3 separate regions of the Homo sapiens genome follow, and all the other regions are linked to region 3. The links are chromatin loops, found by intact Hi-C in ENCODE. Cell type or tissue: endothelial cell of umbilical vein. All regions are shown on one strand. Links, peaks and the distances in the headings refer to the core of each region. The heading gives the core; the rest is flanking DNA.

Region 1 (8,365 bases), core at 1,698-6,697, 130 kb before region 3:
GAGACCCATCTCTTTGTTGTCTTCAAGAGATCCGTCTCACACATAATGACACCCATAGGCTTGAAGTAAAGGGTTGGTGAAAGAGCTATTATGCAAACAGAACACCAAAAAGAGCAGGGGTGATGATTCTTAGATAAAACAGACTTTAAAACAACAGCAGTAAGAAAGGACAAAAAAAGGCATTACATAATGATAAAAGGTTTAATTCAACAAGGAGACTTAACTGTTCTAAATGTATATGCACCCAACACTGGAGCACCCACATTCATAAAATGAGAAGTTCTAGACCTACAAAAAGACTTGTACAGCCACATAATCAATAGTGGAGGACTTCAACACCCCACTGACAGCATTAGATCATCAAGGCAGGAAACTAACAAATTCTAGACCAAAATTGTACACCTGATCAACCGAACCTAATAGACATCTACAGAGTACTCAGTTCATCAACCCCAGAATATACATGTTTCTTTTCTGCACACAGAACATTCTCCAAGATCAACCACATTTTTGGTCATAAAGGAAGTCTCAATAAATTAGAAAAATACAAATCATGCCAATGATACTTTCTGATCACAATGGAATAAAAATAGAAATTAGTACCAAGATAATCTCTCAAAACTACATGATTATATGAAAATGAAAAAACCTGCTCCTGAATGACTTTTGGGTAAACAACAAAATTAAGGCAGAAATAAAAAAAAAATCCATGCAATAAATTATAACAAAGACACAATATACCAAAATCAGTGGGATACAGCAAAAGCAGTATTAAGAGGAAAGTTTGTAGCCCTAAATACCTACATCAAAAAGTTAGAAAGATCTCAAATTAACAATTGAACATCACACCTAGAGGAACTAGGAAAATAAGAACAAACTAGCCCCAAAGCTACCAGAAGAAAAGAAAGAAGAGCAAAACTGAATGCAAATGGAAACCCAAAAATCCATACAAATAATTAATGAAACCACAAGTTGGGTCTTTGAAAGGATAGAAAATCAACAGACAACCAGCTAGCTGAACAAACAGAAAAAGAAGATCCAAACCAGCACAATCAGAAATGACAAAGATGACATTACAACCAATCCCACAGAAATGCAAAAGATTCTCAGCAACGATTATGAATACCTCTATGCAAACAAACTAAAAAATCTACAGGAAATGGGTACATTCCTGGGAACCCACAACCTCCTAAGACTGAATCAGGAAGAAATTGAAACCCTGAACAAACCAATATTGAGTTCCATAATTGAATCAGTAATTTAAAAAACTTAAAAACTCCAACCAAAAAAAGCCACAAACTTGACGGATTCACAGCTGAATTCTACCAGATGTACAAAGAAGAGCTGGTGCCAATTCTGCTGAACCTAATCCCAAAAAAATCAAGGAGGTGGGACTCCTCCCTAAATCAATCTACAAAGACAGTGTCATCCTGTTACCAAAATCTTGCAAAGACATAGCTATACAAGAAAACTACAGGTCAATATCCCTGATGAACATAGATGCAAAAATCCTCAAACAAATACTAATGAATGCAGCAGCAAATCAAGAAGTTAATTCTCCATGATCAAGTAGGCTGTATTCCTGAGGTGCAAGGTTAGTTCAACAAATGTTAATCAATAAATGTGATTCACCACATAAACAGGATTAAAACAAGAAACCACAGTTTATCTCCATAGATGTGGACAAAGCTTTTGATACAATCCAACATGCTTTCATGATAAAACCCCTCAACAATCTAGACATCAAAGGAACAAACCTCAAAATATTAAGAGCTATCTATGACAGACTTATAGCCATCATCATGCTGAATGGGCAAAAGCTGGAAGCATTCCCCTTGAGAGTAAGACAAGGATATCATCTCTCACCACTCCTATTCAACATAGTACTGTAAGTCCTAGCCAGAGCAATCAGGCAAGAGAAAGAAATTAAAGGCATCCATATAGGAAAAGAGGAAGTCAAACTCTCTTCACTGATGATATGATTCTATACCTAGAGAACCCTGAAGACTCTGCTAAAAGGCTCCTGGAACTGTTCAATGATTTTAATTTCAGCAAAGTTTCAGGATACAAAATCAATGTACAAAAATTAGTAGCATTTATATATACCAGTAACATTCAAGCTCAGAGCCAAATCAAGAATGCAATCCCATTTACGATGTCCATTAAAAAATACTTAGGAATACATCTAACTGAGGAAGTTAATATCTCTACTAAGAGAACTACAAAACATTGCTGAAAGAAATCAGAGATGACACAAATAAATGGGAAAACATTCATGCTCATGGATTGGAAGAATCACTATTGCCCAAAACAATCTATAAGTTCAATGCTATTTCTATCAAACTACCAATGCCATTTTTCACAGAATTAGGAAAAAACTGTTCTAATCCTCATATGGAACCGAGAAAGAGCCCATATAGCCGAAGAAGTCCTAAGCAAAAAGAACAAAGTTTAAGGCATTACATGACCCGACTTTGTACTATATCCTATCAGGCTACATTAACCAGAACAACATGATACCGGCACAAAAATAGACACATAGACCACTGGAACAGTATAGAGACCCAAGAAATAAAGATGCACACCTCTAATCATCTGATCTACAACAGATTAGACAAAAATAAATAATGGGGAAAAGACTTCCTATTCAATAAAAGGTGCTGGCATAACTGGCTAGCCATGTGCAGAAGAATGAAACTGGACCCCCTTAGCTTATACCATATACAAACATTAACTCAAGATGGATTAAAGATTTAAATGTAAGATTTCAAACTATAAGAGTCCTAGGAGAAAACCTAGAAAATACCATTCTATACATTGGCCTTAAGAAAGAATTTGGAGTCCTCAAAACATTTGAAACAGAAACAAAAATTGACAAGTGGAACCTAATTAAACTAAAGAGCTTCTGCACAGCAAAATAAACTATCAACACTGTAAACGCACAACCTACAAAATGGGATAAAATATTTGCAAACTATGCATCTGAAAAAGGTCTAATATCCAGAATCTATAAGGAGCCTAAACAATTCAACAAGCAAAAAGCAAATGACCCCATTAAAAAGTGGGCAAAAGATGTAAAGAGACAGTTCTCAAAAAAGACACAGGGTGGCCAACAAACATATGAAAAAAAAATACTCAACCTCATTAATCATCAGAGAAATGCAAATCGAAACCATGGTGAGATATCATCAGGATGGCTATTATTAAAAAGTCAAAAAATGACAGATGCTGGCAAGGCGGTAGAGAAAAGGGAATGCTTATACACTGCTGGTGGGAGTGTAATTTAGTTCAGCCACTATAGAAAGCTGTTTGAAGATTTCTCAAAAAACTTAGAACTAGCATTCAACCCAGCAATTCCATTACTGAGTATATATACAAAAGAAAATAAACCATTCTTCCAAAAAGACATATGCACTCCTATGTTCATGGCAGCACGTTTCACAATAGCAAAGACATGGAATAAACCTAGGTGCCCATCAATGGTGAACTGGATAAAGAAAATGTGGTACATATACACTATGGCCATAAAAAAGAATGAAATCATGTTTTCTTGCAGCAACATGGATGCAGCTGGATGCCATTATCCTAAGCAAATTAACATAAAATTAACAGAAAACTAAATACTGCATGCTCTTACTTGTAAGTGGCAGCTAAACATTGGGTACTCATAGACATAAAGGTGGCAATAATAAACACTGGGGACTACTAAATGGCAGAGGGCAAGAAGTGGGCAATGTGTGAAAAACTAACTCTTGGGTGCTATGCTTAGTACCTGGGTGATGGAATCAATCACAATGCAAACCTCAGCATCATGCAATACAGCCACGTAACAAACCTGCACGTGGGCTCCCTGAATCTAAAACACAAGTTGAAATTATTTTAAAAAATTGTCTTCCAATATACGAACATGAACTCTCTCTCCATGTATTTAAATATTCTGATTCATCAGTGTTTTGTAGTTTTTCACATATATATCCTGTATGTATTTTGTTACATGTATAATTGTAAATACCTCATTATTTTTTGATGCTATTGTAAACTGTATTTTTTAAAATTTCAAATTCGAATTGCTCTTTATTGACATATAGGAAAGAAATGGGCTTTTGTATATTAATCTTGTATTTTGAGACCTTGCTAAACTCACTTATTTGTTCCAGAAGTTTGTATTGTTCTTGTTGTCGATTGGATTTCCTAGTTATTCAATAAAGTAATTTGTGAATAAAGACAGTTTTATTTTTTAAAAAGTCAAGTACTATTATTACTCTTGGCACATTCTGGCACTCGGTAAATTAACTTTCTTTGATTGTGATCTCTGGTATTACCACTAGAGGGCGCCTTGAGACAAACTATCCTGTACAGTTTTTTCATTACAGAAGGGCATCCTTGTGAAATGGGGAATGATTAACATAGGCATGAGGGGAATTGTAATTCACAAAGTAGTTAAAAATAACACCTTGCTCAGCCTGAGGGGGATGTGTGCAAGACAGAGGGCAGGCCCCACCTCTGGTGCTGTGGTTACAATGCTAGGAGCTAACTGCCTTTGAAGATGGCTTTAGTTCTTTTTGATTACCAGCTCAGCTCTCTCATTCTTCTCTAAAATTGTTGCTCTGAATTATTCCTCAATGTCAAATGCTTAATTTTTCCCAGGTAATGAGTGACTTGTACAAGGGTGCTGAAAAAAAATACTTGAAAACGTCTTTGAGGGCTAATTTTTAAAATATCTAAATTGGTTTCCTAAACACAATCATTTCTGGCTTTTAAAAAAGTCTTGGTTTATTAATTACATATATTTAAGAAGTAAAACATGATATATTGACATATTTATACATAGTGAAATGGTTATTGTAGTCAAGTAAATTAACATATTCATCATCCCACATACTCTTTAAATGCAAGTATTTCTAAATGGCATCCCCAAGAATCTTATCAGCAGAGCCATTCCAGAAGGCAGCAAGTGTTACCTGTTAAGACTCAGGCAAGAGAAAAATGTAGGCAAGGTGATAGGGCCGGGAGAAAAGATTGAGGGATTTATCCAGTCAAGACCTGCTCAGTATCAGTCACTTTTAAGAGTGTCAAAATGCATCTGAAACAGTGACCATCTTAAAATCGGCAATTCTAATTCAGCATGGTGTTGCATTGAATAGAGATGTATGACATGCATGGAGTATGGGGAATCTGAGAGTAATCTGCATGGCTCCTGGAAGAGCCCCTGAGTCATGGCCATTGAAGTGTTTGAAGTGGGGCCTAAGATTTGCCTTGGAAGGTGCCCAGCCTACAATGTCTGACTGGGGAAAAGCATGGCTAAAGTACCCAGGCATGGAGGGACGCATTCAGAGCACTGAAAGCCGTTGGTGTGGCTAGAATTTAGGGCACCTGTTATGGAGAGATAGTAAATAAAACTGGGCAAGTAGACCAGAGCCAGACTGGGGCACAATTGTGTCACACTAAGCTAGATGGGAAGGAACTGAGACATTTCAAGCAGGAAGATGAGGAAATAAGATTTCCTTTAGAAAACAGCTACTCTGGTTTGAGAGAGTGAGACTGAATTCAAGGATTTCATATAGGAGGATGGTGCAATAATCCAGGAAGAAAGAGTGTACGCCTCAGCTAGGACAGGTCAGTAGATCTGGAGGGAAACTACTGGAATCAAGAGATTGTGGAGACAAAATCAATAGTATTCACTAGGCATTTGGGGGTGGGAGCAATGGTTTTGGCTTCTGTCTTGAGAAAATAAGATATGGAAAAAGTGTATTTGGAGAAAGAGAGAAACTGGCTTGAGATTTTCTGAGATAGAGATGCAAGTGGAACACCTAGGTGGATATGTGGTTAAAATAAAAAAAAGGTCTAGACCAGTAAAAAAGTAATTTGAACAGCAGAAGCCACATATATGACTTTAAATGTTCTAGGAGCCACGTTATAAAAATTAAAAATAAATAGGTAACACCAATTTTGTAACACAGTATAGCCAAAATATTGTGATGTCAGCAAGTAATCAAAAACAGCAATTTTTCTTTTTCCCTAATTTGTTGGAAGTACTTGTTTCTTAGAAATCCTCCTAGAAATACATGTACTTCTTTTTTTTATTATTATTATAATACTTTAACACCATGGAATAGTATGCAGCCATAAAAAAGGATGAGTTCATGTCCTTTGTAGGGACATGGATGAAGCTGGAAACCATCATTCTGAGCAAACTATCGCAAGGACAGAAAACCAAACACCGCATGTTCTCACTCATAGGTGGGAACTGAACAACGAGAACACTTGGACACAGGGTGGGGAACATCACGCACTGGGGTGCAGGGAGGGGGGAAGGATGGCATTAATAGAAATACCTATTGTAAATGATGAGTTAATGGGGGCAGCACACCAACATGGCACATGTATACATATGCAACAAACCTGCACGTTGTGCATTTCTTTAGAACAATTTTAAAACTACAATCGCATACAGTAGACAAGCTCTGACATATTTTTGGTGTTAAAACACTATTTAATAAAAAATTTTACTTACACTTATCTTTTGCAATCTTCACAGAACTCATGAGAGGCAAGCAGAGGCCAGTACCAGACATCTGGTAGAGAAGGTAGAGAAAGAGTGGACCAGAGCTTTTTTCAGACTCATCCTACTGGGTTAGTCCTACAGTCATCTTGTGTTGGACACTCAAGGATTTTTGTTTCTGTTTTTGTTTTAGAAACGGTCTCGCTGTGTCACCCAGGCTGGAGTGCAGTGGCTCAATCTTGGCTCACTGCAGCCTTGACTTCCCGGGCTCCAGAGATTCTCCTACTTCAGCCTCCTGAGTTGTGGGAACCACAGGTGTGTGCCACCATGCTCAGCTAGTTTTTGTATGTTTGGTAGGGACAGGGTTTCACCATGATGCCCAGACTGGTCTTGAACTCCTGAGCTCAAGCAATCCACCCACCTCAGCTTCCCAAAAGTGCTGGGATTACAGGTGTGAGCCACCACGCCAGACCTAGAAATCTTAATAATAGGTTAGGTCTTAAGGGAAAAATTACTCCAAGGGAAGACTTAGTCATCCCTACCTCAAGCCTACTGACTTCAAAAAATGGCGTGAAGAACTACTGATTCAAGGTTAGTTATATTACCTTTTTCCTTTGCATTTCATCTTTACGATATAATTCTTGTTTTTAATTTGGTGAAATACTGAGTTGTTTCATTGACTTAGGCGTGGTAAGTAAAAGTTATAATAATTTGTATTGATAAAGAAAGCAAATAAAAGTTTTATAGTTTTTTTCAGTCCCTGGAGCTCTCATTTTCAAGAGATAAACATTTGTTAACTTTTATTCAGTAAATGTAACATTTATTGTAACTGACACATTTTCAATTTCTTTAAAAGCTGCATTAAAGCTAAATTTTAGAAATGGAATATTATTGTTTGATAACTAAAGACAGACTTTGAGATGCTTTGGCTTTCTAATTGATTTTACTTTGGTTCATAATATTTTTGTTTTCCAGTGCCAGCCTCAGTTTTCCACCCCTAATCGTAAGTGAATGATTGACATCCAAACATTTAACCACATACGGATGTCTATTATTTAAAGGAATCCAAAATAAATACTTTTATGAATTAAGTAAACATATAGCACTAAATAGATTTTTTAAGTTAAAATTTTGTCATTTCCTTACCTAACAGTACATCCTTAATTGTGATTGTCACCTACAGCATTTTAGTTTCAATTTTTGTAAAATATATCTATTGCTAGCCAATTACTCAAGTTTTTAAATAGTTAAATCAAACAATGATTTGAATTTTAAAAATAAGTTCCCTTATGTCTTTATATGTTGCCATCACTTGAATGATTGATGACTAAGACGGCAAAGTTATCAAGAGTCTTTAAATAGCAATTACAACCAAACAATCAATTACATTATTTCTACCCAGAATTCCATAAAGCCACACAGTGTCCCCATCTCCCCCGGAGATGTGCCAGGAACCTTCCAGTCCAGTCATGTGATTTCACTCATATTAAGAATCAATTTCTGGGGATCTCAAGATGAATCTAACAACAACAAACTACACTAATTGTAGAGTTGGTAAGTAAAAGAAATATAGTTCAACTATGCTTGACCCAGTTTAAGATATTTGTCTAATGTTTGGTCATTTTTTGACTAGAGGGAAATTTATTTATTTATTTCTGGATACAGGGTCTTACTCTGTCACCCAGCCTGGAGTGCAGTGGCATAATCACAGCTCACTACAGCCTGGACTTCCTGGGCTCAGGTGATCCTCCCACCTCAGCCTGCCAAGTAGCTGGGACTACAGGTGTGTGCCACCATGCCTAGTTCATTTTTTGTATTTTTGTATTTTGGGTTTCATTATGTTGCCCAGGCTGGTCCTGAACT
Region 2 (8,365 bases), core at 1,384-6,383, 96 kb after region 3:
CACAGAGGACATAAACCGAGTGAGCTGGTAACAGATGTAATGAAAGTACTCCAGGCCTCAGTAAGAAGAGTCAGAGGGGTGGCATTGGTGCCTGAATAACAGCATTTGTGTAGCTAGATTAGAACAAAGCAGGGACTGGGGAACTCTTCCTGCAATTCTCAACTTACAGTTTGGGGAATGAAGGTATTAGTAACTGAGGTGAGGCTGAGGCAGTGGAAACATAGCTCAGGTGGAGAGAATTGTGCATGATCAATAAATAGAGAACGGCTAATTTTCAAATTGGTGATGCTGCTAGGAGGGCGTGAAGGAGACTAAGACAGGAAAAACATCCTTGTGGACAGCATTGGCCAAGACTTCACGGCGGAGACAGAGCACAGCTGGGGCTTGGAGGAGAGAGAGCTCTATGCTGATGGAGGGAAGGAGCCTATTCCATATGTGAGAAAGAAGGGGGACGAGCACTCCCGACCAAGTCAACAGGCATAGACTGCGGGGGCCAATCTGTCTGCAGCTGAATGTGGTGAGGAGTGGCAGACACTTGGACTGAACAGGTAGCACAAGGTCCCTCTCTGGAGAGCTTTGGCAGCCAGGAAGAATTTGGATTTGGGAATCTTTGCTGATTAAGCAGGAGGGGAGGATGATACACAGGAGAAATGGTATTTTAGGCAGCACCTATCCACTTTCTATTTAGGATAGAGGGAGTCTCAGTCAACAGACTTTGAGTATCTTGATCCCATTGGCAAAGCCAGCCTAATTCATAGATCAGCTTCAGGGACTGAAGCCAATTAAATCGGGGCACTCCAGCTTCACTGACAAGGCTGTTCCCATTGTGAAAGGGAGGTCAGACTCTGTAAGCCAGATACAGTTAGTCCTCCAATTTCAACTCCTCTCCCTGCGGCCAGGCCAGATCACCGAGTACCCTTGTGATCGTTAGCTGCTTCCATGCAGGCAGGCCTGCAAGAAATTCGTTGGCTTTCATTTAAAGATAGGAATTGGTAACTAAAATTGCTAGGGCGATACATAACTAAGTACTCTATAATCTTATCTACATAGATAAGAAATAATACATAAACCTGTATGATAATTAACACAGAGGAAAGTAGGCTATAAATAACCTCTAAAATGTTCTTTTACAGGGCACTAAGGAAATGGAAATGCACAGCAATTTAAAAAAAATGCCAATACTTCTCTTACTTGTCACAGGTTAGAGATATGTGAATGCCATGATTATGTTATACATTTAATTAGTATATACCTTTGTGTCTAAAGCATTTTCCATCGTGGTCGGCTATGCTTCCTGCAGTCTCAAATGCCCTCTACACACTACGGAATATCCTATCTCCCAGATGGACTGAGATTTCTTTACCACCGCATCCGTCCCCGCCCCACCCCTCCCCCACCAATTTTGAACATTTTACAAGCTCCAGTCTTTTAAAAAATCTCATTCAGGCATGATTTTTTTTTCCTAGAAAAACTATGCCTTTCACTTAGAAATAAAGAGAAGAAAACATCTTGGCGAGTCTTGAAATATGTCAATAAATTCATTGCCCAATAGGCCTCTGGATGAGTTTATTATTTTCCGCTGCCCATAACTCCAAGCATGCATTGGATGGAAGATGATATCTGATTGTTCAGATAATTTTTTTCTTACCATCAAGAATGGAATGCTTTTTCCACTTATAATTAAAATTGTTTCAAGAAGACTACTCTGATTAATTGGCCTGGTGGTATGTGTGATGCATGTCTCGTACTTTAGGCAGAACAGGATGCAGAGAAGGTGGAAAGGAGATAGAATGATGACCGTATTGAGTAACTGGGCCATGACAGTGAGTGTAGTCTGCTTTGCTAAATGTGAGTTTCTGTAATTTAGCTTGTAGGTGACTGGTAAATAGGGGCAGAGTGTCACCATCATGTGAAAGTTGTGCTGATTCATAGCAATTTCTGCCCTACACGTTAATGCTGGCCAAGCTTGTCTATCCACTCTCTTCTGTGTGCTCCCTTCTCCGTTGGAAGTGGTGATTGCTCGGTGCTCTCAATCTGGGAGCATTTTGCCCTTGTCTTCATATCTCAGCAGGGTCAACTCTCAAGCTGTTAAGCCCCTTCCAGGAAGCCACCCACACCTTTTAAAAAAACTTGTAGTAAATATACAGAACAAAACGTACCATCTTAACCATGTTTAAGTCTATTAAGTACATTTATATTGCTGTGCAACCAACACCACCATCCATCTCCAGAGCTGAAACTGAAACCCTGTACCCATTAAACATTAACTCCCCGTTCCCTCCACACCCCTAGCCCCTGGCAGACACCATTCTACTTTCCTTTTCTGAGCTTGACCGCTCTAGATACCTCATATCAGTGGAATCGTACGGGATTGGTCTTTTTGTGATTGGTTCATTTCATTTAGCGTAAGGTCCTCAAGGTTCATCCATGTTGTAGCATGTGTCTGAATCTCCTTCCTTTTAAGGCTAATATTCTATTGTATGTATACACCACATTTTTTTAATCCATTCATCCACCACTGGACACCTGGGTTGTTTCTGTCTTTTGGCTTTTGTGAATAATGCTGCCATGACTATGTTGCGTACAAATATCTGTTAAAGATCCTGCTTTCAGTTCTTTTCCGCATACACCCAGGGGTAAAATTGTTGAATCATATCATTTCCCATATTTTTAAAAGACATTCCTGCACAGCATTTGCAGTTGTAGTTCCTTGCTAGGAATCTAATGTGCCTTTTCAACTGCCTATGTCTTTTGATTACGATCGTTACTATTGTTAGGGCTCTGGTGATGAAGTCCTCAGGGTTCAAGGGGTCTCAGTCCTACTTTCATGAGCCCCGTTGTCTTTTGTGCACAATTTCACAGAACACAAGGCTTTTTTGTTTTTTTATTTTTTTTTCCTGAAATGCATACATCCCATCAGAGCAGAAATGGCCATAGGGTTGGAATAAATAGGCTGGGGTATAACCCTGTGCTGTATTACCTAATTACCTCAGAAAAATGAAACCATCTCAGTTTTCTGCTCCTTAACACTGCCTCCCAGGGTACCTGCAGGAGTTTCTGACCTGAAGCATCAAACACAAGCCCTTGGTGTACACATAACCAGTGTGATACGTTAGGAGTTTAATATGGTTGACCAGAGGCTTTTAGTCAGAGGGAGAACTTGGTTGAAGAGTTGAGAATCTCTGCAAGGAACTGGCTCAGTCTTTTTCTTATGCCTACAACTGTTGGCATTGTACACAAGGCTTAATGGACCAAACACATCAGACAAGTAAAACACCTAAACAGGAGCATTCTGTCCTAGCAATGAGTGTGTGTCCAGAGAGATCTGGAAAGCTTGAGGAAGGCAGGGAGGGGTAGAACAAGGGAAGTAAGGACACAGGAGCTGCTGTTCATTCTGGTAGAGCGGCTTGTTTATTATTCATGGTTTCCATGAGTGTTTGTTTATACCAGGAAATGCTCTCCTATGCATGCCACATGAGAGCAGGGCTCTGTGACTCAGGGTTGGTGACTGGGCTTGGAGGAATGTAGGCTCCGTCCACAAACAAAGGAGAATGAGGATTTGAATGTCACGGTAAACTTATTTGTGACTAAGGAGGTAGTGGGCAAAAGGGGGGCAGGAAGAAGCCATGGGGCAGATGAAAGAGGCGTCCTGTCTGCCCCCTGCCTGTTGCCATCACACTGGGTCGTTTTCCACATTGCTGATCACTGCAGTGTGTTCCAGTGATGGGCTTTATCTCATTAGTGAGTCCTGAAATGAATTTAGCAAATTTCCACCAGAATTAAATACAACAACCCAAGAGAGAAGAGAGAACACCGAACACACCCCATGAAGTAAAGGTTGGCATCGTTTGTCATTCTCTTTATGTTCTCATATGTGAGATCGTGGGGGTGAAATACGCATCTCACTGTGGGCTGTGGTCGGAAGTTTGAAAAACACCCTGGCATTTTGCCTGTCTTCTGTTCCTGGACCTTCCCTTTCTGTTGGTGAGAATTTTGTGTCCAAATCTGGCCAAGGGTGGACTCTGAAGAGACAATCCCTGGTTGACTCTAGTGTTCATTAGAGGAGTTCTGCTGCCACTTTTTCAGGAATCAGAGATGCCCTGAGGCCACCTAACACTCCTAGATCTTCTGTCACTGTGGTGTAGTGCAGCGTCCTGAATTTGGAGCTAAAAGCTTGGATTTGAATCACTGGAAATGGCTGATGGGGGCGGGAAAGCTCCCACCCATGTGGGGAAGAACCCAGAGGGAGAGCGGCTTGTACAAAGGCCCTGCGGGGCGGATAGAGCTGGAGAGCTGCGGGTCAGGTTGTCACAGGCCTTGCATGACATGCAAAGAAACTTGAACTCGGTTGTGTGGGTGCTGAGGCCTGACAGGAGTTGGGGGTGTTTCAGAAAGAGCTCTTGGGCAGCAGGAGGTGGTTGGGGAGGAACACAGAGATGGGAAGGCCTGCATCCAGGGGCTGTCGGGGAGGGAGAGAGCTGCTGTGCCACAGGGTGGCTGTGGGGAGGGAAGGGAGAGTGTGGGGCATGGGAGAGTCGGGGGACTGTCCCACAGAAAGCTGGTATCTGCCTGACTGGTGGCCAGGTGTGCAGCCTGGAGGAGACGGAGCTGGGCAATGCTGAGATTCTTAGGTGGACTGATGGGGGACAGTCACATTAGAACATGGTGGGCCAGACCCTCTGTCCTGAGACACATTGGCTCTACAGTGCCCGTCTCCCGTGCTCTCCTCCCACAGCCTCCACTTCTCCAAACACCCTGGGTTTCTCCCTGCCCAGCACCAGTGCACCCACCGCATGTCCTCAGTGCTCTCAAGTGGCATCACTGCTGCACAGCTCCTGCCAGTCCCCTAGAGAGCAGCCTGCAGCCTCAGTGGCATGGCAGTGCATCTCAGCACTGGGAGTTCCAATCCTATGAGATGTCACCGACTGGCATGGGTGCCCTCTGGGGAGACCTGGTTCAGGCAGGACCTCCTTTTTAAGGCTGTTTCTAACTTCCCATCCATCCTGAATTAGTCAGTGTTCTCCAGAGAAATAAAACCTATAGGAAGTATAGAGAGATAAATATTGATTGATTTTTTTTTTTAAGGAATTGCACACAAATTTGAGGGCTGGCAAGTCCAAAATTTGTAAGTAGGCCAGTAGGCTGGAGACTCAGGTAAAAGTTGATGTTGAAGTCTTGGGTCCAGAATCCACAGGGCAAGGCAGGCCACAGCAGGCTGGGGATTCAGGCAGGCTTTTGTGTTGCAGTCTTGAGGCCGAAGTCCTTCTTCCTCAGGGAACCCACATCTTCTCTCCTATGACTGTCCCCTGATTGGACAAGGCCCACCCACATGGCAGAGGACTCTCTCCTTTACTCAAGTCTAGTGACTTAGCTGTTAGTATCACCTAAAAATACCTTCACAGCCACACGGAGACTGCTGTTTAGATGTGTTTGCTGTCTAGATGCTGTTTGACTGGGCGCCATGGCCCAGCCAAATTGATGCATAAAGTTAGGCATTACAAAACCCCCACTAAAGAGTTGACAAGTCCCTGTCTGGGGTCTTTGCATATTTTAATCCATTCCTACAGGAATCCTGCGAAGATTCATAATCCTCATAATTTTACAGATGATAACATTGAGATTCACACAGATTAAGAGGCTTGCCCCAAATCACACAGTTCTGGAGACAGAATCCAGGAGATGGCCCTCAGACCCAGATGCTTCCTCCCGCAGTGCTGAGCTATCTGTGCTGTGATTGTGGGCATGCGTCCTTCAGCATTCAGGTTACATCAGGACTTTGAAAGACAGGCAGATCTTGGTCTGAATCCTTGCTCTGTCAAACACATGGGGCTGAGGACCCGGAACCATTTGTTTAACTCCTGGCTCAGTTTCCCCATTTGTAAAATGAAAATAATGATAAACTCTCCCTGGTTTTAATGATGAAGTGAAATATGCAACACAGTGCCTGGCTGTTAGTAACCATGCACTAGACAATAATAATGGCTGTAATATTGAATGTTTCATCATTTACAACCAACTTATTTGACAGAGAATGAAAATACCCAGTTATATACATGAAAGTCCTGTCTCTGTCAGGGTTTTGTAATAAACATTTCAAATTATGAATAGATGTCCATTACTGGAGTTTTTTTTCCTTTTTTTTAAGAGTGTTGGGTCTGGAACTCAACTGTCCAAGTTCAAACACCAGCTGTGGGTACATCACCAACCTACCAGAGAGGGCTCAGCTTCCTTATCTGTAAAATGGTAATATTAGCAGTTCCTACCATTTAGGGTTATTGTGAGGATTAAATGAGTAAAACATGTAAAATGCTTAGAACAGAACCTGGCACATACTAGGTATTTAATAGACTTTACCATTTTTACCAGCTGCATAGTCTTTAACAGTACTAAGCAGTATAGATGCTTGATTAATTTAGCTAACACTAGTGAATTGATATTGCCCAGGATGAGGGCTGCAAAGGGAGAGAAAGGCATAAAGCTGTGAAGATGTGGTTCAGTTCTCAGGGAATGCCTGGTTTTCTAAAGGTGGCAGGGCCTTCCAGGAGCAGCAGACACAGGCAGAGTGTGATACGTGAACACACTGAACAGTCTTAGTCTGTTCAGGCTGCTGTAACAAAATACCTTAGACTCAGTAATTTATGGACAGCAGATATTTATTTTCCCACAGTTTTAGAGGCTGGGAAGTCCAAGATCAAGGCACCTGTAGATTCAGTGTCTGGTGAAGACCCTTTTGCATGGATAATGCCTTGTATGTGCCCTCACTTTGTGGGAGGGGCACGGGGACTCCCTCTGCCCCTTTTATAAGGGCACTCCTCCCATTCATGAGGGTGGACACAAGCTTTCTGACTCTAGCACAAGGCACAGCCCCAAACAAGGCACAGGCCAGGTGCCATGGGACTCAGTGGTTCCTGCTCAAGGACATGGCCACTTTCCTCTGTGCCTACTTCACAGCTCTGTCTGACACCCATCCTGTCACATTGTGTGTAACGACCTCCTCTTCCGCCTCTTTGATAAGCTCCACCAGGGAGGTCCTCCCCAGTGAGGTCTTGCACAGCGGGTGTTCTATGCCAGTGAGGGAATAAAATCATGAAAGCATTCCAGCCCCACAGCTCCCACATCCCCGTCTGTGTGACCAGTGCTTTCAATCACAGCAAAATGATGCCCATGGCCTTTTCAAAGTCCTGCTGTGGAAGATGTCTCTCTCTGTCACTCACCATCACCCGTTCTTCAAATATGAGCTGCTCATTCATCAGGCTTGTGTTGGATGGTCACTCTGAGCAAGGCGCCAGAGACAAAATGCAGAGCCACTCCAAGTCCTTATCATGGAGGAATTGACAGGTCTTGAAGCAGCTTTCTCTCTCTCTCTCTTTCTCTTCCTCTCCTCCCTCAAATGTTCAGAACTCAAATGATGATTATTTCTTTTCTTTCTCACTTTTACATTTTACATTGAGACTTTCACCTCCGTGTAACCTTTAAGTACACCCAATACACAGCGTAGCTGAATGTGACAAAGGTCAACATGCAAAACAAAAGCAGTGTTGTGCGTGTGTGTGAGAAAAATGTCTATGTTACGTCTGTGCTCATGTCTACTTAGGACCTCTGAGTTGGGACTTGGGCATCCTCTGTGGATGGTGTCTCTTTACTCTGATTTTATCATCTGCATCTCCCCATCATAAACATTACGTCCACATACAGACACATTAGCTGCCTGGCAAAGGAGCTGTCATGCTGGTCTGTCTCATGTATGTTTAGGGTTTCCAATAGGCCCTGGTGGTCCTGGCACCTCTGATGTGGGTGCCCCATTTTCCACCTGCAGTCCTGTCTTTGGGCTGTGTGGCCCACGTGGCTGGCCTTCACTCTGTGCACTTCCTCCTCACTGCCACCAGCACACTCTTCTCACACTCCATTTCATTGCCTAAAAAGGAACTTGTTCTTGTCAGGTAGACAAGGAATAAATAATAGAGCTAGGGTTCTGCTAGTACATGACAGAGAAGTGAAGACATTGACAATTTAGGACTCAGCATGTGTAAAGTACACCCTTCAGATGACAAAATCAGTGAAGGCAGCCAAGGCCACTTTCAACAGAGGACACGTGGTAGAGAGAATGATCCACGGTACGCTGCAAGGAAAACTGTAGGTCTAGGGTAAAATAATCACAGATCCCCTACCCATGTCAATTGCAATTCCATTTATCTCTGAAGCCATATGTATGAAGAGCACATACTTTATGTGGATCTACACAGGAGAACAGAGTCTAAAAGAGGAGGTCATTTTGAAATATCCATGGAGATTGATGACCACTAAAAATTACTGGGAAGTGGGCTGGTGAGGTATAGTGAGAGAGTGGAGTTTGGAATTCATCCCT
Region 3 (8,365 bases), core at 1,852-6,851:
TCGCTGTTTGGTGGGCTACATTATCTAGGTTTGTGTGAGTACGCTCCGTGTTGTTCACACAGCAACAACATCGCCTACATTTCTCAGAATGTAGCCCCATTAGTAAGAAATGCATGACTAGACCTAAGAAGGTGTTGGTGGTCACAGTAACGTTTAAAATGTAACATGCTGTAATGCAACTTAAGCAGTACATGCAATATCTAGGAGGCCTGTATAGGGAGTCTGTAATATACATGCAATGATACCAACCTCAGGCTACTAAAAACACGAAACTGATGGGCTGTGAAGGGAGTGGATGATCTGTTTGTCAGCAAGGCATGTGCACCACATGTGTAAATATCCTGAAGAAAGTACCTCAAGTGTCTGTCATGCAGCCAACAGACAGTATCTGCAGGGCCCTTTACAAACCAGGAAGAGGGAAATCGGATTCTTTCCATTTGCAGACATTTTCAGACTCGTTCTTTCTTTCTTTTTTGAGACAGAGTCTTGCTCTGTCGCCCAGGCTGGAGTGCAGTAGCACAATCTCAGCTCACTGCACCCTCTGCCTCCCCGGTTCAAGCAATTCTCCTGCCTCAGCCTCTCAAGTAGCTGGGATTACAGGTGCCCACCACCACGCCCAGCTAATTTTTGTATTTTTAGTAGAGATAGGGTTTCACTGTGTGGCCAGGCTGGTCTCGAACTCCTGACCTTGTGATCCACCCACCTTGGCCTCCCAAAGTGCTGGGATTACAAGTGTGAGCCACCATGCCAGGCCTTTCAGATTCTTTCTGAACCATCTGGGGAAGTCACAGTATTGATAATGGCCATGAATTTATGAGAAACTGTTAAGTATAATAGATATTAAAAAATAGAAAGTTGATTTTTAGTTGGTAACAAAAGACTAAAATCTTTAATGCACTCTAGTTCCTTGAAATCTGATAATGCTGACGAGTCAGTTTCCGGAGCCAAATTTCCCCGCTTGACTCATCCTCACAAGAAATCAGATATCCTTGTTATAAGAGGAGAGCATCAACACAAAACAAAAACAGCACGGATGGGCTGCCTCATGCTGTATAGGATTCGAGACCCAGGAGCCATAGCTTAGGGGCCACTGTCCCTGGTCAGGCACACAGACAGGAAAGGAGGAGGGACCCAGCTGGCATGTGGCTGGAGCAGCACCCAGGACACAGCATGGCAGCTGGCCAGGTCTCAGCCCTGGACAAGAATCCACAAGAGGCGAAGGCATTTTCTGTGCTGTGCCTCAGCCAGAAGTTCCAATGCAGGGATGTGGAGGCATTTTCTAAAACTTGCCTTTGTCTTGCTCCAAGTGCAGGCACCATGCATAATGCTGACGAGCATGGTCTGTGACTCCCGCGCTGGCAGGACTTTATGGCCAAGGTGCCTCATGCCACCCACCACGTGTGGTAGTGGCAGTCATTTGTGTAACACTCAGACACCCAAATAAAGGGGCAAGCATCCTAAACTGGTGCAGCTTTACTGTCCTGGGAGGCCTTACCCACTTCTCAAAAGAATGTGCTATTTGCTGACTTCAGTACTAAAATATCTGAGTTGTGTTACCTGAGGGTTTTCCAGCTGTTTTTGCAGGTGAGTGTACTGTGAGCTAAGCAGGCTATAGACCCATATCTGCCATCCACCAGCTGGGTAGCTGTGGGAGCACCTCTTTCCTTCTCCGGATTTCCCCCACCTTTTATGAATGTCACTGAGCAAATGAACTCCAAGTGAGCACTGCTGGGGCTAGCCTCCTGAAGTTTTTGGAGACCCTAGTTCTGCTCCCCAGTCTCCACGCAGCACATACCTTGTTGCAGTGGCCACCTGACCTTCCAAGAGGACATGAACAGCAGGAAGTGATTTCCAATCACGTTGGACATGCTGTGCCTGCAGCCGGCAGGACTTCCTGGTCCTGGCATTTCAGGTGAATGACCCTTGTCTGGGGTTGAAGATGAATCTTCCCCAGGTCCTCTTAAGGACTGCCTGGCATCCCTCCCTATCTCCTTTCAGCCACACCAGGTACAGCCTGCCAGGCTCTCGCCTCCAGTTTCACACATCCTTGCACCTGCCTGGGCGATGGCACTTGGGACATACTCATGCACACCCAACCCTTAGGGGAGGAGATTATGCCCAGTGGGTGGTCCATAGAAGGAAGCCAGGGAGTAAATGCTTCCTCCGTCTCCCTGCTGGTCTAGTAGAGTGGAGCCAGCGGAGACAATGCTCCCTGTTTGGGGATGGAGGGGTGGGGACTTAGGGGCAAGGGGAAGCTGAGAAGAGATTACACAGAGGAGATGATATGAGGCGAATCTTCAGAGGTGGGAGCTTTAGGGGGGAAGTGGTAGCGATTGGAGTCAGAGGCAGCAGTGCTATCAAAAGTCTAGGCTGCAAGAGCCTGCTAAGAGTTATGTTCTCCAGGGCAGGGCAGAGGGAGATGCCCAAGGGACAGAGGAGGCAGTGGCCGCCAGCCTGGGGTCCTAGGAGTTCCCCGGCACCTGTTCCTCCTCCTCAGCCCCGGCCCACCCCTGCAGCTCCTCACCAGGTTCAGACGTCCTGGCTCTGGTCCTCCCACCTCATCTGTGCACCTTGCCAGTCCTTTGGCTTCCTCTGCGTGCACTGAAGCCCTACCAGCTGGTGAGGAGTCCCTGTGTTTGGACGCAGGGTTTGGCTTCTTACACCAGCATCCTGTGCTGTGTCCAGGCTCCTCGGGTCTCTGTGCTTAACGCAATTCCAAATGGAAGAAAGGGAGGAGGAAGCACGGTTCTCAAGAATCGCAGGCCTCGGGCACAATTTGAGCTCCAAGTCTTTATTTCTTGGTTATCACTAAGAATCAGTTGCATATTAGAATTCTGAATAGGCCTGGTGCAGTGGCTCAGGATTATAATCCCAGCAATTTGAGAGGCTGAGGCCAGAGGATTGCTTGAGGCCAGGAGTTTGAGGTCAGGCTGAGCAGCGTTAACGAGATCCCATCGCTACAAACAAGAACAACAACAACAAACTATTATTTAAAAAATAAAAATAAATTTTAGAAAATTCAGAATGACCAACACTTTCATTCAGGGTTCTAACTATTGATAAAAAGAAATATATGTTTTTTTTTTTCTTTTAAACCCATGATGTGAGACATTAATGTTCTGGGCAGTTGTGAGGAATCTCCACCACAGCACCTCTCCTCACCCTCCCGTTTCCAGATGAAAGCCAGGCTGTGGATACTGGCCTGGTGACAAGAGAACATGGAAAATGGAAAGGATGTGAGTTTAAGGACTCTTTGGACACAGTAGAGTGTGTCTAAATTTCTCAATAAAAGGCATATTTTATAAACAGAATATAAATATTCAGCATCCTGGCCTTGGACCCACGACTGCGTTCCTGTGGCGGGAGGCAGCCAGCAGCTCAGGGGCCCGTGCAGCACTTCCCCCTGCCGCCAGGGGATCCTCCCCGCCACTGTGCCCTGCCCACCACATTATTTATACTACATGTCTCATGCTTTCTGTGGAAAATTGTTTCACTTAGCTTCCTGCAGGGATATTTTGGGACTGGGAACCTTGGCTTTTGATTTTTCCTTTCTCTACCTTGCATAACAGCTCTAATTCCCAATTCTCTTGGATTTTCTCTTCTCTCCTGCTGCTCTTTGGGCTGAAAAATAGGAATTCTCTTTTATTGTTTTGTTTCAATTTTCTGAGACCTATCCGTACCTAGAACACAAACTTGTTTTTCTCCGTGACATTCTTGTTTTAGATATAAAGCATCAAGTATCTGAGCAGCAAGAACATTTTTGTGTACTTGCATTTTATAATCGTGGAATTCAGGAAAGGTCTTGCAGGAGGTAAGTTAGCATAGAGTTTCAGAGCTAGGATTCGGCCTCAGTGCTGTGATCCACAAAGGAATGTGTAATAGAATTCGGAAAATCACTGCATTTGATGCAAATATCTAGTGAACTCTAGGCCGCTAAAACTTCTCAACCACTCATTCCATGGCTGATTCACGTGGAGTTCCTGCATAACAAAATTCGGGTAGAAATGATCTACGAGAAGTAAGTACCAACACCTCCTATTGGAGATGTGAAATTGAGCAAGCCGTTCTTACCTGGGATCTCAGCTTTCTTACCTGGCTAGAAGTGGGGAGGTTGAATGCACTTGGTATCTAAGCACCCTTATAGACTTCCCTTGCCACCTGGGCCCACGGTGGGAGTATTTTTCTCTATGGCCACTAGATGTCCCAGGAGCACCCACTTTGGGGCTGAGCTGTCTAAGACACCTGGGGCTCCATCCTGTCGTCCTTGGAATCTGCTGACGTGAGGAAGGCAATGTTTGGGTTTCACTTCTGTATGATTTTGGGGCTGCTGTCTCAGCCACTGAGACTCAGACAAGAATTTTAAGACACCAAAACAACCCCTTAGTTTTCTTGATGGCTGTTTGAAACCAACAGAACCATTCACATTTTCAGGAATGGATTCTTGTTAATGCCATGAAGTAGGAATTCACAAGGGATTTTCCAAACATTAGTGAACTCACAAAGGAAGTGTTATTATGGGGTGTCTATGTGCTTGAGGCATAGAGAGTCTGTAAAAATGAGAGAGCCACAGCTGCCTCTGTGTCGTTGGGGTGACGGAGGCTCCTGGACAGCTCTGCCCTGCGGGGACACTCTGAAGAACAGGCACCCTGTGCTCAGGGCCACCGTGAACCATGGAGAGGGCAGCATGGAGGAGGAGGTGAAGAAGCCCACAAAGAGGAGTCAGGTCAAGGACACCATGAGAGATCCCTCGTCTGCCACTTCCAAGGCCAGAAGCCCGGAGTTCCCATCACACCCCACAGCAACTATGCAGTGTGAGACCACTGGTTCATTTAGCCAGGAAAAGGGAAGAAATCTTTCAGGGTGGATTTAAAGAGAACTGCAAATCCATCTGCAGCCATCTTAGATAGATGAATGTGAAGTTTAACGAAATTAGCTCTGTCCAAGTATCCAAGTGGGAGATTTCCAAGAAGCCATCACTAAGGCTACTACTGGCAGTGGCAGTGGTGGCATTAGAAATAGCAGCATGCCCAGAGATAACTTTCCAATTTAGTGTTAGGGGAAATTGTATGACACTGCAAGGACCATATTGTAAGCTTAGCTGTCTAATGTGCAAACCAGATACGCATTTTTAGTTTAAATTAACTTTGACATGTAGCAGCAATTCATAGTTACCCCCAAAACACAAACTCTAAGAACTTTTAAAATGCATTTAATAGAACTCTAAAGAGTACAGAAGAGAAAATATGTGAAATATAATAATAGTAGCGCACCGTTAATTTATGATGGTTCTTAACCAGTGTGTACAGGTTTAATACTACCTCACAGGAGAAAAGGTTAAGGAGGATATGCATTTTTCACTTGTATATAAAATGGAGAATATTCATTTTTTAAACTGGAAAAATGAATTCAGTCACTTATGAAGTGTAACCTCTTCTAAAAAAAAATTGTGTGACAGATCATACAATAACAGCGCTCACTTCTTGTGATCATATGTCCCAGCATTTAAACATTAAGTCAATTTAGCTAGCTACCTTTCAGAAGCTGGTTATTATGACTATTATTTTACACTCATAATTCAATTTTTATAAACAATATAATGCCAGCTGCTGTAATTCAAACTTTATATGCCAATGTTGTGCCCTGTCATATTTTACATTCTGAGCAAGCCTACAGCCTCCAGCAGCCTGAAGGTTGTACGCTTTACATATATGGCACAGAGCGATCAGCCTGCAATTCATGTGCATATTTGTTACAAAGCATGTGTCTTTGTGAAAATCTTATACACTTAAATGACATCAGTTTCTATCTTGTTGTTGTTCTTAAATTGCTTCCCCAGTCCTCTCCTTCTCCTTCAGTGTTATAGATGTTATGTATTCATCCTTTCATTGCGGGTACAGTGCATCGTGTAAGATCCCAGATGCAATCAGCATGCCTGGGTTCAAATCTCGACCTTGTCCTTTTCTATCTGTGTTTTCTTAGGCAAATATCTTAATTTCTGTCTGCCTAGGGAGATGGAGGATGGTAACAGGACCTACCTTACTGAACTGGTAGGGAGAGTAAATGAGTTAAAACATGCAGAGGTCTTAGAACAGTGCCCGAAGCACCTTTAGTAACCATGCATTCACTGAGAAACCATGTTTTGTGTGTTGCTCTACCAGGCACAGTGCTAGGCTGCAGGGATTCTGGGATGGTGGCAGGAAACAGAAGTATTCGAGAACAAGGGTTCCAATACCAGCTCTCAGGTGCTGTGGGACTTTACTCGCCAGGTGCCTTTGGCTAAGCCACCCACTTTCCTAGGTCCTCAGTGTTCTCCTTGACCAATAATAAAGATGGAATAGACAATCTCAAAATTACTTTCCAACTCTGAATATTCTTGGATGTCCTAATTCTAAGCCAAGTGGGCTCTGTGGAAATCTGCTCTCATTGGCCGAGGAGTCCAATCCACCACCGCACGGGTCCAGAATAAAGTGACCACGCTACATTAGACAAATGGCGTTGGCAATGCCGTGCCTTTTTATGGAAAGTGGTTTTGGATGTTTGTGATGCAAGGAGACATGAGGATATTCCATATTAGCATCAGTGGTTCAAGTGACTTGGAGAGTATGTTAACAACAGGCTTTATGGATGGAAGGAGCCAACACATTTCTCCATGAAAAGTCCTCTAAAATGGTAGAGCTCATGGTTATGATAGAAAGATGGGATGAAGGGCACCCCTCAGAATTTCACAGATGTTGAAACAGTTGAATAGAGGAAGTGAGTCAGTTTGTATCAAATGAATAAATAGGAAAAGTTAAAACTAGAAGTGATGAAGGAATAGAACAAAGTGTCCAGAACAGCCTCAGTGAATATCTACTATATGTCCACCTTCAAGTGCATTAGGACCCATTTAGAGATGCTTTGGAAGTTTTGGAAAGGGGTGGACAGGCAAAGGTTACACATCTGGTTAACCACGTAGATCTGCATTTCGGCTTTTCAAGTAGCAAAAGGATAAACTTACCTTTAGGCTTGTTATTCCATTTCCATACAAGACATATGATGGATTAGATGCTCACCTTACATGCTCCCATGGACCTCTGTCCTTCTGTCCTAAGTGTCACTGTTAATTATATGTTTGACTGTTTCTTCTCTTCTGCAATGTAAATTCCATGTTGTGTGAATTGCCTACTGCTGCACCCACAGAGCCCAGCACAGTGTCTAGCACATAGGAGGGAATATATATGCATGGATATATGTTGAGTGAATGGAAGGGATGGCTTCTTCGGATGGCCCTGCCTTCTTAGCTGTGAATACATGATACATAGAAGGCTGTCTCTTTTGGTGGCTTTGTTTTTTGGGAGAGGAATGAAGAAAAGACAAGTACGTTGCTGTGCGTGTCTGATAAGATTTCCAAGCTGATCGGGCCACAGGTCCAATTCTGCCCCTCACATCGTCCTGCACATAAAAAGGGAGTGGCCTTCCTTATCCTTGACAGGGCAAGGGGAAATGGAACTTCTTTTTTTTTTTTTTTCAATGAATGGAGATTTATTAGGCCAGCTTTAGGGCGTTTCTGGGAAAAACTCGAGCCACAGACACATCTGTGGCTGTTTTCTTTCTCTCTCTCTCTCTCTCTCTCTCTCTTTCTTTCATAGCGTCTGGCTCTTTCTTTTTTTTTTTTCTTTTTTTAAAAAATTTTATTATTATTACACTTTAAGTTTTAGGGTACATGTGCACAATGTGCAGGTTTGTTACATATGTATACATGTGCCATGCTGGTGCGCTGCACCCACTAACTCGCCATTTAACATTAAGTATATCTCCTAAAGCTATCCCTCCCCCCTCCCCCCAACCCCACAACAGTCCCCGGAGTGTGATGTTGGGAAATGGAACTTCTTAATCTCGGCCACTTCTCGGCCTGTGGCGCTTTGCACTCCCACTGCAGCTGTCGGTCCTCTTGACAAAGTCCTGAATTTTCCCCCTCTATCTGCAGAGGGGTCTCTTCAGTTCACTTCTAGTGAGGTGGTTTTCTGATGCTATTAAATGGAGCCCCTCAGGGAAGCCAGTGTTGACAGGGCATTTTCTGAGTCCTGTGACTGCATCCATATGGGACTGGGTGATGTGGGATGTTCTGCATGAATGTCTTATGACCAAAGGCACTGAAAGGACTGGTGCAGGGCTGGGAATTTGATTTACCTTGTTGGGGCATAAACTCTACTTCTTTGTTTTCTCTCCACCCTACCCCTATCCCCAACCTCCAACCGTCATAAGAAATGTTACTTCCTGAAGACGGGCAAGCCTGGCCTTTTGGAATTGCCACACCGTATATATGTGTGATCTTTTCTCTGGTCTCTGAGCACCTTGACCCTAAACCAACACTGCAGTCAGGTGG

The links. Peaks named below come from ENCODE experiments on the same cell type or tissue, not always from the same donor. Only the 100,000 strongest peaks of a DNase experiment are listed, where the experiment ranks them.
Region 1: a loop joins it to region 3, with 6 times the contacts of the local background. A loop is called at or near these places in 5 of 110 quality-filtered maps.
Region 2: a loop joins it to region 3, with 11 times the contacts of the local background. A loop is called at or near these places in 13 of 110 quality-filtered maps.

Annotation. Positions count from the first base shown.
Region 1 is chr13:23,917,236-23,925,600 of GRCh38, forward strand. It overlaps the pseudogene ANKRD20A19P. Among named protein-coding and RNA genes, the nearest start is that of C1QTNF9B, 24 kb to the left of the region's middle. In endothelial cell of umbilical vein, for the core only: a CTCF peak has its summit at 4,325 (motif pointing right); DNase peaks (open chromatin) are centred at 4,336 and 5,296; H3K27ac peaks cover 1,508 bases; H3K27me3 peaks cover 261 bases.
Region 2 is chr13:24,145,481-24,153,845 of GRCh38, forward strand. It overlaps a transcript of SPATA13 not described here. Among named protein-coding and RNA genes, the nearest start is that of SPATA13, 11 kb to the right of the region's middle. RefSeq lists an enhancer at 3,967-4,643. In endothelial cell of umbilical vein, for the core only: no CTCF peak of the experiment used is centred there; a DNase peak (open chromatin) is centred at 3,501; H3K27ac peaks cover 2,054 bases.
Region 3 is chr13:24,049,416-24,057,780 of GRCh38, forward strand. LOC124903136 (a long non-coding RNA gene) reads right to left here and starts at 4,140. Exons shown (of 2, transcript XR_007063723.1): 1 at 4,093-4,140; 2 at 2,771-2,957. It also overlaps a transcript of SPATA13 not described here. In endothelial cell of umbilical vein, for the core only: a CTCF peak has its summit at 4,194 (motif pointing right); a DNase peak (open chromatin) is centred at 4,216.